4 separate regions of the Homo sapiens genome follow, and regions 2, 3 and 4 are each linked to region 1. The links are chromatin contacts, found by Hi-C or POLR2A ChIA-PET in ENCODE. All regions are on one chromosome and are shown on one strand. The core of a region is the stretch at or near the end of the contact, and the rest is flanking DNA. Distances in the headings are between cores, read along the strand shown. Region 1 holds the start of NOL7 (nucleolar protein 7). Region 2 overlaps GFOD1 (Gfo/Idh/MocA-like oxidoreductase domain containing 1). Region 3 overlaps GFOD1 (Gfo/Idh/MocA-like oxidoreductase domain containing 1). Region 4 overlaps MCUR1 (mitochondrial calcium uniporter regulator 1).

Region 1 (2,973 bases), core at 221-2,720:
CTCAGGGAGTCTGATTATATTTTTGATTTGTAATTTCTATCTGACTAAGGCCTAGAGATTTCAAAACTGTTCTTTGCAATTCCTCTCATACTGAACCTCTGGTTCAGCAGCTTTTTTTGTTGTTGTTGTTTTCAAGTTTTATCATTTTTGTTCCTATTTGGTTTTGTCGTTTTTAAATTGAGAATTGCTTCTAAAACAGAAGACATGAAAAGAGAATTAAAAATACAATATATGTGTAAGATAGAATTATTCAACTTAGCATTTATTAAACATCTACCAGATGATAGACATTAGAAATAAAATGACTAGCAAGACCTGGCCCTTCCCCTCAGGGGTTCACAGAATGGCTGGAGCAACTGTCATATAAGCTGTTATGAAGTGCAGAAACTACACAGACATTTGTGCGGGTTCAGACCAGCGCAATTAGAGATGGGCAGAGTGGGATGGGGTAGGGGTAAGGTGCTTGAAATTTGCCTGGGTGGGAATTTTTGAAGTATAAAAAGGACTTCTACCTGGGGGGCTGCGGCAGTAGAGGGAAGAGCACGGTCGGTACAAATGCATGGCAGGTGTGAAACAGTTTGATTTGTTCAAAGAATGATGAATCACTTAGTGTTGTATAATGGATGGGAGGAGAGAAACACAGCGATCACAAAGGGCCATGTTTGCCAAGAAATAAAATATACTTGGAAAAAAAGTACGTATGTGTATATACCACAAAACTCGGGTGCATTCTCTAGGGACCGGCGAAGCCATTCTTTCAGGAGATATGCTCAGCATTTGCCACGGGCCAGCTGCTGTTCCAGGTCGTGGGTTAGGGCCCGGCACCAGGAAGGGCGCCCCTCCCACAGGGCCGACATCCTAACCGGCGTCGCTGCGGCCGCGGAGCTGGGAAGGCCGAGGGCGCCGGGCACGTCTGTGCAGATTTCTTTAGAGTCCAGGTCTGTCGCCCGCGTCTTCGTCGGTGGCAGCAGGGCTGACTGGCCACGGCGGCCATCTGCTAGAGCGCATTTCTTCCCATGAAACGCCACCTCCTCCGAAGTGCGGAGCGAACGCAGCCAAATCTACACAAAGACTGACAAGCTGGATCCACTCGACGGAACCCAGGGCCAAAAAACGGCGGCGAGCAGCGCCTCGGGCCCGCGATTACCGGTTTTCTGAGCACCGGACAGCGTGAGCCGTGCCAGCCCTGTCTCGCCATCCCAGCCGAGGAGGGCAGCGCGATGGCTCTTCCCTGCCTTGAAATCAACCCCATTGCCAGCCGCTTTCGCCGGCAGAGCATTTTCCGTGGGGTCCATCCGGCTCCAAGGCGGCCTGCGCTGGCCACGTGGAAAGAAACACGCCCACTGCCTACAGGCCACGCCCTTCCTCCCTTCGCGCATGCGCCCCACCCGTCCTGAGGACCTCCGAACCTGCAGGGGGCGATGAAAGTAGGCTTGCGCTCCGCTTGTAGCTGCTTCCGGGTCAGAGGTCAGACGGTCTAGCGCTGCGTGGGCCATGGTGCAGCTCCGACCGCGAGCGTCTCGCGCCCCGGCGTCGGCGGAGGCGATGGTGGACGAGGGCCAGCTGGCCTCGGAGGAGGAGGAGGCGGAGCACGGGCTGTTGCTCGGGCAGCCCAGCAGCGGCGCGGCCGCCGAGCCCCTGGAGGAAGACGAGGAAGGGGACGATGAGTTTGACGATGAGGCCCCGGAGGAGCTGACTTTCGCCAGCGCCCAGGCGGAAGCGAGAGAAGAGGAGCGGCGAGTGCGGGAGACCGTGCGCAGGTTCGGAGCCCGCTGCCCGGCGGGGAGAACCGCCCTTTCTCGTCCCGCTTGTCCTTCCCTTTGCTGACTTATCACCCTTCCTCCCAGGGATAAAACGCTCCTGAAGGAGAAGAGGAAGCGACGCGAGGAGCTGTTCATCGAACAGAAGGTTAGAGGCTAGGGAGGAGGTGTCTTATTAAAACAACTCGGCTCAGGGAGAATTCCTATGGTGGATGTAATTTGGGTTGGCAGGATATTGGAGTGGGGAAACAGTCACCAAGATTGCCTCTGACAGTGGTGGAAAGATGCTCGGGCCGGGCGCGGCAGTACTTTAGTTGGACGAGGTGGGCGGAGCCCGGGATGTCGAGGCTGCCTGGAGCCGAGATCACACCACTGCGCTCCAGCCTGGGCGACAGAGCGAGACCCTGTCTCAAAAAAAAAAAGTTCGTCTCCTTTAGTGTCCACCAACTGAAAATAAGAGGTTGCTGTGAGAATTAAATGAGGTGATTTGTAAACTGTAAGGGCTGTACAGACTTAGTGTATGGTTGCTTTGCTGTCTGATACTCGACACAGAGAGCTGGCTCCAGGCAGACATTACTTAACTGCTTTCAATTTATAACAGTGACCTGAGGGTTAGAATACCGTGGGCACCCTTTCTAGTTTTCATCAAGTCTTTCAGAGAATGTGGAGTTTTGTGGACCCGGTCTTCCCATAGCTTAGAGGTATGGGGGCAGTTTCCAGCCTAATTCATTTCTTTGCCTAGATGTAGGGCATTCTTAAAAGCGGTAACTTCAGAAGCAACTCCGGACATACTATGTACATGACTTTCTATTAATTTTAAACGTTTTCATTCCAAAAGAAAAGAAAACTCCTTCCAGACACTATTTTGGAGAAGTTAACCACAGCTTCACAGACTAAGTAAGTAATGGATCTTTTTATATTACTTGCTTATATACACCCATCTTTGAATTATATACTGGTACATTTATTTGAATCCATATAACTGAAGGAATTGTAGAACCCAAATTCAAAAGCTACCTTGGTATATGAATTTGATGGGAAAGACGGAGGTAACGTTCTACTTCTTATTTTACCATTTATTTTTGTTCATTCCCATAGCTAGCTTTTGAATTCCTGATCCCATTGTGTTCATTCAGTACATTTTGTTGACTGCCTGTCATTGTACTAGGGCATAGTGGGTGGTGGTGAATAAAAAGTGTTTTGAATCATTTAG
Region 2 (2,973 bases), core at 268-2,767, 240 kb before region 1:
CCAACTCAAAAGACTAGTCTGATCTGCTCATAGCACAAATGGTACAATTTCAAATAGCAACAACAGTCATTTATTGAGTGCTTACTTTGTGCCAGAGGAGGCACAATGTATTTTGCATGCATTTTCATGTTTTAGTCTACACAACCAGGTACTTGTCCTGTTCCCATCTTACAGATGTGGAAACTGAGCCTCTGAGGGGTAAGCAACTTGCCTCTGATTCCACAACTCGATAGTAGTAGAGTCAAATCTGGAATTTGAACCCAGATTGTCTGGCTACAAAGCCAGCCTAGTCTTTTTAAAAATATGTTTTTTTTTTGTGTGTGTGTGTGTGTGTGTGTGTGTGTGTGTTTGTTTTTTTTTTTTGAGACAGAGTCTCACTCTATCGCCTAGGCTGGAGTGCAGTGGTACAATCTCAACTCACTGCAACCTCCGCCTCCCAGGTTCAAGCCATTCTCCTGCTCAGTCTCCTTAGTAGCTGGGGTTACAGGCATGCACCTGTAATGCACCTGGCTCATTTTTGTAATTTTAGTAGAGACAGAGTTTCTCCATGTTGGCCAGGCTGGTCTTGAACTCCTGACCTCAAGTGATCTGCCTGTCTCAGCCTCCCAAAGTGCTGGGATTACAGGTGTGAACCACCACGCCCAGCCAAAAATAAGTTTTTTTAATTGACACGTAATAATTATACATATTGCTGGGGTATAGTGATGTTTCAATACATATAATGTATAGTGATCAGATCAAGGTAATTAGCATATTCATCATCTCAAATCTTTTTTTTTTTTTTTTTTTTTTTTGAGATCAAGTTTCACTCTTGTCTTTTGTTGCCCAGGCTGGAGTGCAACAGTGCAATCTCAGCTTACTGCAACCTCTGCCTCCCGGGCTCAAGCAATTCTCCTGTCTCAGCCTCCCAAGTAGCTGGGATTATAGGCATGTGCCACCAAGCCCAGCTAATTTTGTATTTTTTAGTAGAGACAGGATTTCTCCATGTTGGTCAAGCTGGTCTCAAACTCCCAACCTCAGGTGATCTGCCCACCTTGACCTCCCAAAGTGCTGGGATTACAGGCATGAACCACTGCACCCATGCCAAAGAAATCAAATCTTTATGATTTCTTTGTGTTGGGAACATTCAGTATTCTCCTTATAGCTATTTGAAAATATACAATAAATTGTTGCTAATTACAGTCACCCTACAGTGCTATAGAACGCTAGGACTTATTCCTCCCATCAAGTCGTACTTTGGGTCTGATCTGAACTTTTGCACCCTTGCTGCCTTCTGATCACCCTTCTCTTAAGGCTGGCTAGGTTATTCTTTGCACCCATGTCACCCAGAGATACACGCTCCTATTTTTACTGGCTACACTTGCCTGTGCACATATATGCAATGTCTGCAGCACACAGCACAAAAGGAGGGCTCTGAAGACAATCATGCGACTGACTGCAGTGAGCTTCAGAAACCAGGGCGGTGGGGATGGGAGGCCCGATGTTCTGCTGGGTGACATCTAAAGTCTCAGGGCAATTTGATTAAGTTTCCATCCTAATTTCACACCTGAAACGGAAATGGGTCAGAGTGACTCATATTCAGCTCCTGTGTTAAAGCTCCTGGGGCTATCAGTGGGCTTGGAAAGAGGGTTACAGCCAGTGAAAGGAAGTCAGGATGGCTGATGTTGATGGGACTTAGTGTTGAACTGAATTAATTGCTCAAGTGCTTTCTACATTCAACCCGCCCATAAGGCCAAGCCCCTATCCCACCAACCCCTTTGTGAACCGTCCCCCATGACTCAAGCCTGTTGCCTGGGCCCTCTTATTGCCCAGGAACCCCCATTAGCACGGGGATTTTCTCAGATTGCTTCGTGTGCATTTGGTCATCTAATGACGGAAACTATCACATGTGTAATGAGCATTTACTCCTGAAACACTTTCGAATTTCTGTTACCTTATTGGTAAATCCCATACATCTCCATCTCTACAGCTTATATTTGAGGCTACAGTTGAGAATGCAGATATGATATTGGGGAGTCACTAGCCAGCTCCTTCCAGCAGGGGCATTCCCCAGGAAAGAAAAGAAAAGCTTGCTACTTCCAGCCCAAGGGAGACTGAGGGTAGAGGTCTAGAAACAACAGGTAGGTATGTAGAACCAAGAGACCTTCCAAGCTAGTGGCCAGCTTCCCATGCAGGGAGGCCTGGGGCAGTCCTCCCCTTCATGTCAGTGGCACATACAGACCAGAGTCTAAGGAGGCAGGGAGGTGGGACGGGGGCAAGAGGTCCCATGGGAGAACAGAGGTTTGGAGTTGGATACAGTGGTGACAGTGGTCAGGGACTTGCGGACAGAGGAAAATGGCCAGGACTGTGAACTCCAGCAGTTGAGTCCTGCTATATTGGTCCAAAATAGCCAAATGACAACTACTGTACCTCGGTGGTCGCTATTCTAGAGAGTGGCCTAGAACAGCCATTCTTGAGCCTACACCACCACTCCACGCTTGGACAAGCCAGGATTCACAGTGCACCCCCTGGATCCAAGGGACAGAGCCAGAGTCTCATAAGCCACACTACCCCCATAGAAAGAGCCAATTTCTGGAGTGGAAGAGGAAAAAGCAGAATGCCAAACATTGGGTCACCAGAGTCATGTAAAAGAGGCTGAGATACAAGAAAACACAAATGATTGGGTTGGGTGAGATTGCTGGGTTGAACTACAATTCCATTTCCTACCCACCCACCTAAGAGGATGGAGGCCTAGAATGGCGGTCAGCCTGGCTGTTGAGAAATAAAGGAATCTATGCTTTCTCTTCCCAAGCATGGCGTGAAACCTCATCACACATCCAAAAGGCTGGGAACCTCCTATCATCTCCCAAAGCCCTCACTTAGTCCCCAACAAAACCTCAGAATCTCCTTGTTGATTGCAAGTCAATACTTCAAGAGAAACACTATCCTCACTGTGTGTACAGTGGGAAGGCAAGATACTTTAAACTAGGCAAC
Region 3 (2,973 bases), core at 204-2,703, 190 kb before region 1:
GGTGAATGAATCCCCTGCTGGTGTTCTGAAGGCACCCGAGGTAGGTGAGGTCCAGGGAGCACCTGGGACAAGCAGAAGGAACAAGCCCCCTGAGGATGCGGAAGCAGAGTGACCAGGCCCATCGCAAGGCAACCCCTGAGCGAGGGATAATGCAGGACCTTATGAGCAGAAGCGGGGCTAACAACCAGCAAGGCCAGAGGACAGGCAGCCCTTTGCCAAAGGTGTCGACTTCTGCCCAGCTTTCTCTTGTTCTGGCAACGGCTGTCAGTGTCTGTTGGTGGAAGAACATGCCCCTGGTGCCAGAAGGCTGGGGTTTGAGTCTCATCTCTTTCTCATATCTGTGTCTTGGGGGAGGTTACTTAACTTCTCTGGGCCTCAGTTTTCTCCTCTGCACAGCAGAAATATAATCATATCTCTCTCACAGTTATTGTGATGAGCGTGGCAAAGCATTTTTTGTAAACTACAAGGAAGCGGGCAGTGGCTCCGAAGTTGTGTGTGATTGGACCTCACAGGACAAAACTGAGGTAACAGAGGATCACAATGCACCTTTTTCAGTTTGATATAATCATCTTGAAATTACATTTATCAGGATCATACAGAGTCTTCCCAAAACTGAAGGCCATGCATAACTTGTCCACCTCAAGCCCTTTGAACAGAGAACATGCATGTAGAGACTTCCAGAAAAATCCAATAACTGTTATCCAAATGGTCAAAAATCCAGCTGGGCTCAAGTGAGGTAACAGACATAGAAAACTGTGAAGAGTTAAAAACATGATGATAAAAAAGGACTTTGTTGGCCAGGCGCAGTGCCTCATGCCTGTAATCCCAGCACTTTGAGAGGCTAAGGCAGGCGAATCCCTTGAGCCCAGGAGTTTGAAACCACCCTGGGCAATATGGTGAAATCTCATCGCTACAAAAATTAGCCCGGCATGGTGGTGTGCACCTCTAGTCCCGCCTACTCAGCAGACTGAGGCAGGAGGATCGCGTGAGCCCAGGAGTTCAACGCTACAGTGAGCTGTGATTGTACCACTGCATTCCAGCCTGGGTGACAGAGTAAGAGCCTGTCTCAAAAAAAAAGGCTTTGTAATAAACTTTTCTGATGTTTTTCAGAATTCAATTTGTATAAATTTGAGACATCTACATTTCACAAATGTGATTATCCCATGCGATAATAAAGGAAGGTTTATCCCACTATTTCCTAAGCCTGGAGCTTCCTTAGACTTGTACGTAATTCCTGGTGCCCCTGACAGGCACCTTTCCAGCCTCTACGGAATCTTTAGCAGCCCCACGACACCAGGCTGAGCCTCGTGACATTGTGGCCACCAAGCGTGGGAAGGAACTACTAAACTTCAAAGTTGACTCAACCAAAAGAGAAAAATCGCAAGTCCCCGATGGAAAGGTGTTGATGGCTCTCTTTTCAAACACCTCCACGCCTGGCTGGGCACAAAGGCCTGACAGTGCCCCGAGCTACATCAACACAAGCTGGGTTCAAAGACTCACAGGTCTAAGCATCCTGGGCACCACAGAGATAGGAAAGTCCATGTGGAAACAGATCGTCTTTTCTATCAACCATGTGTGAATTTTGAACTCCTTTTCTTCTCAGTGTTAGAAAAGGAAAACCAACCCACTTTGCGGTCTCTCTGCGGTGTCTTTAGAAGGCCAGTTCCTTTACGTGCCTCTCAAGCCCATGCTGAATTTCTCTGTTCTCGTCCTAGTGCCTCTTTTGACAAGCCACGAGCCTCACTCAGCCCAGAGTGACACTTATCACTGGGCCGTGTGAAAACTGGGGGGCTGGGGAGGAAGTGAGAAGGATGCGAAAGCCGAGGCGGGAGGAGGGGGTGCCGCCTGAGGCCCTTGCGGCCAGCAGTGGAAACGCAAACTTGACATTTCCATTTTCCATCACCTTCTGATCTCAGGCCCCCAGTGCGATGCGATGCGCTGGCTTTTCATTTCCACTCCCTTTCACACCCAGCACATTAAAGGCCGCTGCAAGAACAACAATGGAAAAAGGCTCAGGGCTTTAAATCACGAAGCCTGGGGAAATTCAACAGTTGCTATCTCCAGCTTCTCTACCCAAAGCACCAAAAAAGCCTTCCCTGAGGGAGTCCAGGCCCCCTCCCAGGGCGGGCGGCAGGAGTACTGCTTTTGATCATCTGTACTTCTGCGGCCACTCTCAAACTTCCCTCCCCAAACACCACAGCCCGGCTGTGAGCTGAAAGAGCTCCCTTTGGCCCTCCATCAGAAGCGGACTTTCTGACCATTCACTAATTCTAGCAAGAAGGTCCACTAAGTATTGTAAAATGTATAGCTTCCCGCCTGCTTTTTCTCTGACCTAGTTAAAAGCACTGTGTTGGACATACATCTTCTCGACCATATGAAAAGTGGGAATAAATGTCTTAATTGGTACCAAGTCCCTGAGCACGTGAGCCAGCTTGCTAGATGCTCAGACAGGACTCTACAAACATGAGCCCAGGTCATATATTTACTAAGATGTGCTCCCAGGTGGCTCTCAAATGGCACAAAGAGGAAAGACCCCAGCAGAAATCAAGATGGGTGGGAAGCTGTTCTTTTCATGAGAGTGAAAAGACTGGAGCTATCTCATTTTGGGCTGAGAAGCCCTGGCTGGCCATAGCACAGCTGCCAGTAAAGGGAAACAGCGCCACAGGCTGCCTGGAGGAGCTGGTCTCCTATGCGGCAGACACTGGCTGTCAAAGGGTTGTGTGGCCCCAACGTGAAATAATGGCTGTACTTATGAATTGGTTTGTTTATATGCCATCAACCAGGATGCTCTGCCAGCTTGCTGCTTTAAGAACGACAAACTATTGAATGCAATTGAATGCCTATCGAATGCAAAGACCTCAGGGAATTTCAGACACAGGGAGAGGGTGAGTTCCACGGTCCTCTCAGACAGAAAAGTTTGGGTTTACTGCTAGCCAAAAACCAGGAGTACAACAGGAACTGCTGACGTCATAA
Region 4 (2,973 bases), core at 314-2,813, 180 kb after region 1:
CAGAGAAAAAAAGAAATAAATGCCTGGATGCGTAAAAAAGTATTCCAGAGAAATATCCCAGGATTCTGGAATTCTCTCATGAAAGCCTCTTGGGGGTTTCAGAGGTCCCAGGTTCCATACAGTATGGAAAAGGAGAAATGTATGCTATAAATTAAAAATAGAATAAGACTTCTCCATTCCTCACTATTCTTCAATTACTGAGATTTAAACTTTCTTAATAAAACTTCCGTTAAGAAAAACAAACTCTCAAGTAGGGCATGGTGGTGTGAGCCTGTGGTCCCAGCTACTCTACAGGCTGAGGTGAAGGAGGGTGCAGTGAGCTGAGATTGAGCCACTGCACTCCAGCCTGGGTGACAGAGCGAGACCCCACCTCAAAAAAAAAAAAAAAAAAAAAGAAAGAAGAAAAGGAAACTTTCATTAAGAAAGTTTAAATCTTTCATAGGATAACTATCTTCCATTACGATAACCAAACACTTTGTGAAGTGCAAAAAATCCTGTGACACTCCACTTCTGCATATATACCCAAAAGAACTGAAAGCAGGGATCCCAACAGACATCTGTGCACCCATGCCCACAGCAGCACTATTCACAAAGGCCAACGGGTGGAAGCAACACAAGTGCCCTTGACAGACGAATAAAGAAAATGTGGCATATACATATAATGGAATACTAATCAGCCTTAAAAAGGAAGAAAGTCCTGTCATTTCAACAACATGGATGAACCTTCAGGACACTGTGTTAAGTGAAATAAGCCAGCCACAAAAAGACAAATGCTATGATTCTATTTATATGAGGTATGTAGAATAGTCAAATCCATAGACAGTAGAATGGAGGTCACCAGAGGCTGGAAAAGGGAATGTATAAAGGGTGCAGAGTTTCAATTTTGCAAAATAAAGAGTTCTGTGATAGCCAGTGGCGATGGTTGCCCCAAAATGTGAATGTACTTTAAATGTACTGAACTGTACACTTAAAAAATGGTTAAGATCCTAATTTTTATGTTGTGTGTATTTTAGCACAATGTAAAAAATTCCCATGACAGTAAACCTGCATGTAACTTCCTATTATCATTACAAACAACCATGCATGGAACGAAGCAAAGATGAGTACAAAGACAAAGAAAAATCACAGTCTTGTTTCTTACCAATGCCACTATTTCTGTTCTCAATTCCAGCAGCTTCTTTTCGTTCAATGAATACTGAAATAAACACGTAACATGGGTCAGATTCTGATCTACTCCTCTCTCTTCTCCTTCTCTGGTGCCTTAAATATTCTGGTCTCAGTACCTCCTAGAATACGTAACACCAGAAAGTCACCTCTGGGATTAAGTAGCCTACCTGCTTCTTTATATGTGTTACTTGAGGTTTCTTTTTTTTTTTTTTCCATAGAGATGGGGCTTTGCCATGTTGCCCAGGCTGGTCTCAAACTTCTGAGCTCGAGCAATCTGCCCACCTCGGCCTCCCAAGGTGCTGGGATTACAAGCATGACCTGCCGTGCTGGCTAAAGTTTCTTATTTATACTTACTCATTCCTCTAATATCTGGATTTCCTTAGTCATCTGTCACTTCTCCCTGCATATTTCCTGTGATGTCTTTAGGTCCCTCCCACTATTGTAGTAGCACTCCCTGGGGACCAATTTCGAAGGATGCTGAGTCATATGGTTTTTGGTTTTGAGAGGGTTGAAAATGGAGACTCAACTCAATTTAGGAGCTATCCCATCATAACTAGTAGCAAAACACGTCACTACTTGAGTCTCAACAAAAGACAGAAAAGGTATGAAGTTGGGGAACAAATAGCTGCCAAGGATTATTATTCTATGACAAAGACATTGTGTTGTGATTATAAAATACAATGTAAATACATAAATACACTAACTCATCACATGTTGGGTTTTTTTTTTTTTGGCTTGGTTTTTTGTTTTGAGATGGAGTCTCACTCTATTCCCAGGCTGGAGTGCAGTGGCTTGATCTGGGGTCCCTGCAACCTCTGCCTCCCAGGTTCAAGCAATTCTCCTGCCTTAGCCTCCTGCACATGTTGGTTTTAATAACAATAAAAAAACCCACTTGGGCGTAGCCATAATCCAGCGTTACTAAAGGAACTAATTCTACCCAGAGTTAAAGTATCTCGCCTTTTGGCTATTAATGTCAGTGAAAAGATTTAGTGCAGTTTTGTAGACAGTAAGATTGAAATCAGACTTATCTCCTTAGTAGTGGGCAACAAGATTTAATTGAGCATATGACAATCAGTAATTTGAATGACGACTTTTAAGAACTACATTAACCTTGTTATAGAAAGAAAAAGTTAATCCTTTGAAGTATATAGAAACTTCCTAGCTATAAAATATTCTCCTGGGACTACTGGGAGCTTAGAAGTAGAAAAAAAAAAAAGAAAAAAAAGAGAAAGAGAAACAAAAACAAAAACAAAAAACCCCAAAACCCTAAGCCAAGGAGTAGGTTGTAAAACCAAGAACAATGCTCTTTAAACCTCAGGGTTTCAGACCAGGAGAGCCCGATGCATCAGATCACCACTAGAGGGCGGCGTGGAACAAGATTTTGTGCACCACTAAACCTCAGTCTTCATTAACTCAACATTGACTCACCCACAAAAGAAGAGCCTAAATATTGACGCTGTCATGGTTTTAAAAATAACATCTATGTAGCTCTATATCCCCATGCCCCAGAAGTTTATATGCCATACTGCTTTTGGAACTGGCTGTAAATATCATAGTTAATTTGCAATTTAATATTTAACATTATAACTTTACCGAAAGAACGAGAGCCAGAAAACTCATCTTCACCAATGCATGTTACAAACACACTCGCTGTATAATTTACTACTGCCTTGTGCTTCAGAGTAATCCAAGTTTATGATTACCAAGAACAACCTCCCCGCTAGGTTACTAAATGACATAAATTCACTGGCTTGATGGGAGCTAAGCTATGATGCAAAGGCAAAAGGATGATACAGTGGACTTTGA

The links. A loop is a pair of places that touch in the nucleus more often than their neighbours do. ChIA-PET counts read pairs that join two places held with the same protein, here RNA polymerase II (POLR2A). Pooled maps may share reads with other maps.
Region 2: a loop to region 1 is called in a pooled map, with 5 times the contacts of the local background. The contact joins the enhancer-like site here to the promoter of NOL7 in region 1. A Hi-C loop is called at or near these places in 2 of 168 maps with a recorded cell type or tissue (B cell and IMR-90), 12 of 37 single-sample maps with no recorded cell type and 10 of 50 pooled maps. POLR2A ChIA-PET finds 5 or more read pairs at or near these places in 4 of 52 experiments (MCF 10A, WTC11, activated B cell and 1 more).
Region 3: a map of GM12878 shows a loop between it and region 1 (5-fold over the local background). The contact joins the enhancer-like site here to the promoter of NOL7 in region 1. A Hi-C loop is called at or near these places in 2 of 168 maps with a recorded cell type or tissue (CD8-positive, alpha-beta T cell and GM12878), 26 of 37 single-sample maps with no recorded cell type and 11 of 50 pooled maps. POLR2A ChIA-PET finds 5 or more read pairs at or near these places in 7 of 52 experiments (HEK293, HepG2, Panc1 and 4 more).
Region 4: a map of PC-9 shows a loop between it and region 1 (3-fold over the local background). The contact joins the enhancer-like site here to the promoter of NOL7 in region 1. A Hi-C loop is called at or near these places in 6 of 168 maps with a recorded cell type or tissue (IMR-90, MCF 10A, PC-3 and 3 more), 2 of 37 single-sample maps with no recorded cell type and 10 of 50 pooled maps. POLR2A ChIA-PET finds 5 or more read pairs at or near these places in 6 of 52 experiments (MCF 10A, activated CD4-positive, alpha-beta T cell, activated naive CD4-positive, alpha-beta T cell and 2 more).

What each region holds. Positions count from the first base shown.
Region 1 is chr6:13,613,865-13,616,837 of GRCh38, forward strand. NOL7 (nucleolar protein 7) reads left to right here and starts at 1,471. Exons shown (of 8, transcript NM_016167.5): 1 at 1,471-1,760; 2 at 1,848-1,908; 3 at 2,599-2,657. The coding sequence starts at 1,495. SIRT5 (sirtuin 5) reads left to right here. Exons shown (of 10, transcript NM_012241.5): 10 at 1-1,294. LOC124901263 (a long non-coding RNA gene) reads right to left here and starts at 1,338. Exons shown (of 2, transcript XR_007059461.1): 1 at 1-1,338. RefSeq lists an enhancer at 684-853.
Region 2 is chr6:13,373,959-13,376,931 of GRCh38, forward strand. All of the region lies in intron 1 of GFOD1 (Gfo/Idh/MocA-like oxidoreductase domain containing 1), which reads right to left. Among named protein-coding and RNA genes, the nearest start is that of TBC1D7-LOC100130357, 47 kb to the left of the region's middle. Within about 2 kb of position 1,518, at least 4 of the 41 ENCODE cell types and tissues checked have a DNase peak (open chromatin) inside an H3K27ac peak, as active enhancers do.
Region 3 is chr6:13,426,583-13,429,555 of GRCh38, forward strand. All of the region lies in intron 1 of GFOD1 (Gfo/Idh/MocA-like oxidoreductase domain containing 1), which reads right to left. Among named protein-coding and RNA genes, the nearest start is that of GFOD1-AS1, 58 kb to the right of the region's middle. RefSeq lists enhancers at 1,247-1,676, 2,687-2,756. Within about 2 kb of position 1,454, at least 16 of the 41 ENCODE cell types and tissues checked have a DNase peak (open chromatin) inside an H3K27ac peak, as active enhancers do; they include CD8-positive, alpha-beta T cell and GM12878, where a contact is called at or near this core.
Region 4 is chr6:13,792,753-13,795,725 of GRCh38, forward strand. It overlaps MCUR1 (mitochondrial calcium uniporter regulator 1), which reads right to left. Exons shown (of 9, transcript NM_001031713.4): 7 at 1,142-1,195. Among named protein-coding and RNA genes, the nearest start is that of MCUR1, 20 kb to the right of the region's middle. Within about 2 kb of position 1,564, at least 4 of the 41 ENCODE cell types and tissues checked have a DNase peak (open chromatin) inside an H3K27ac peak, as active enhancers do; they include PC-3 and PC-9, where a contact is called at or near this core.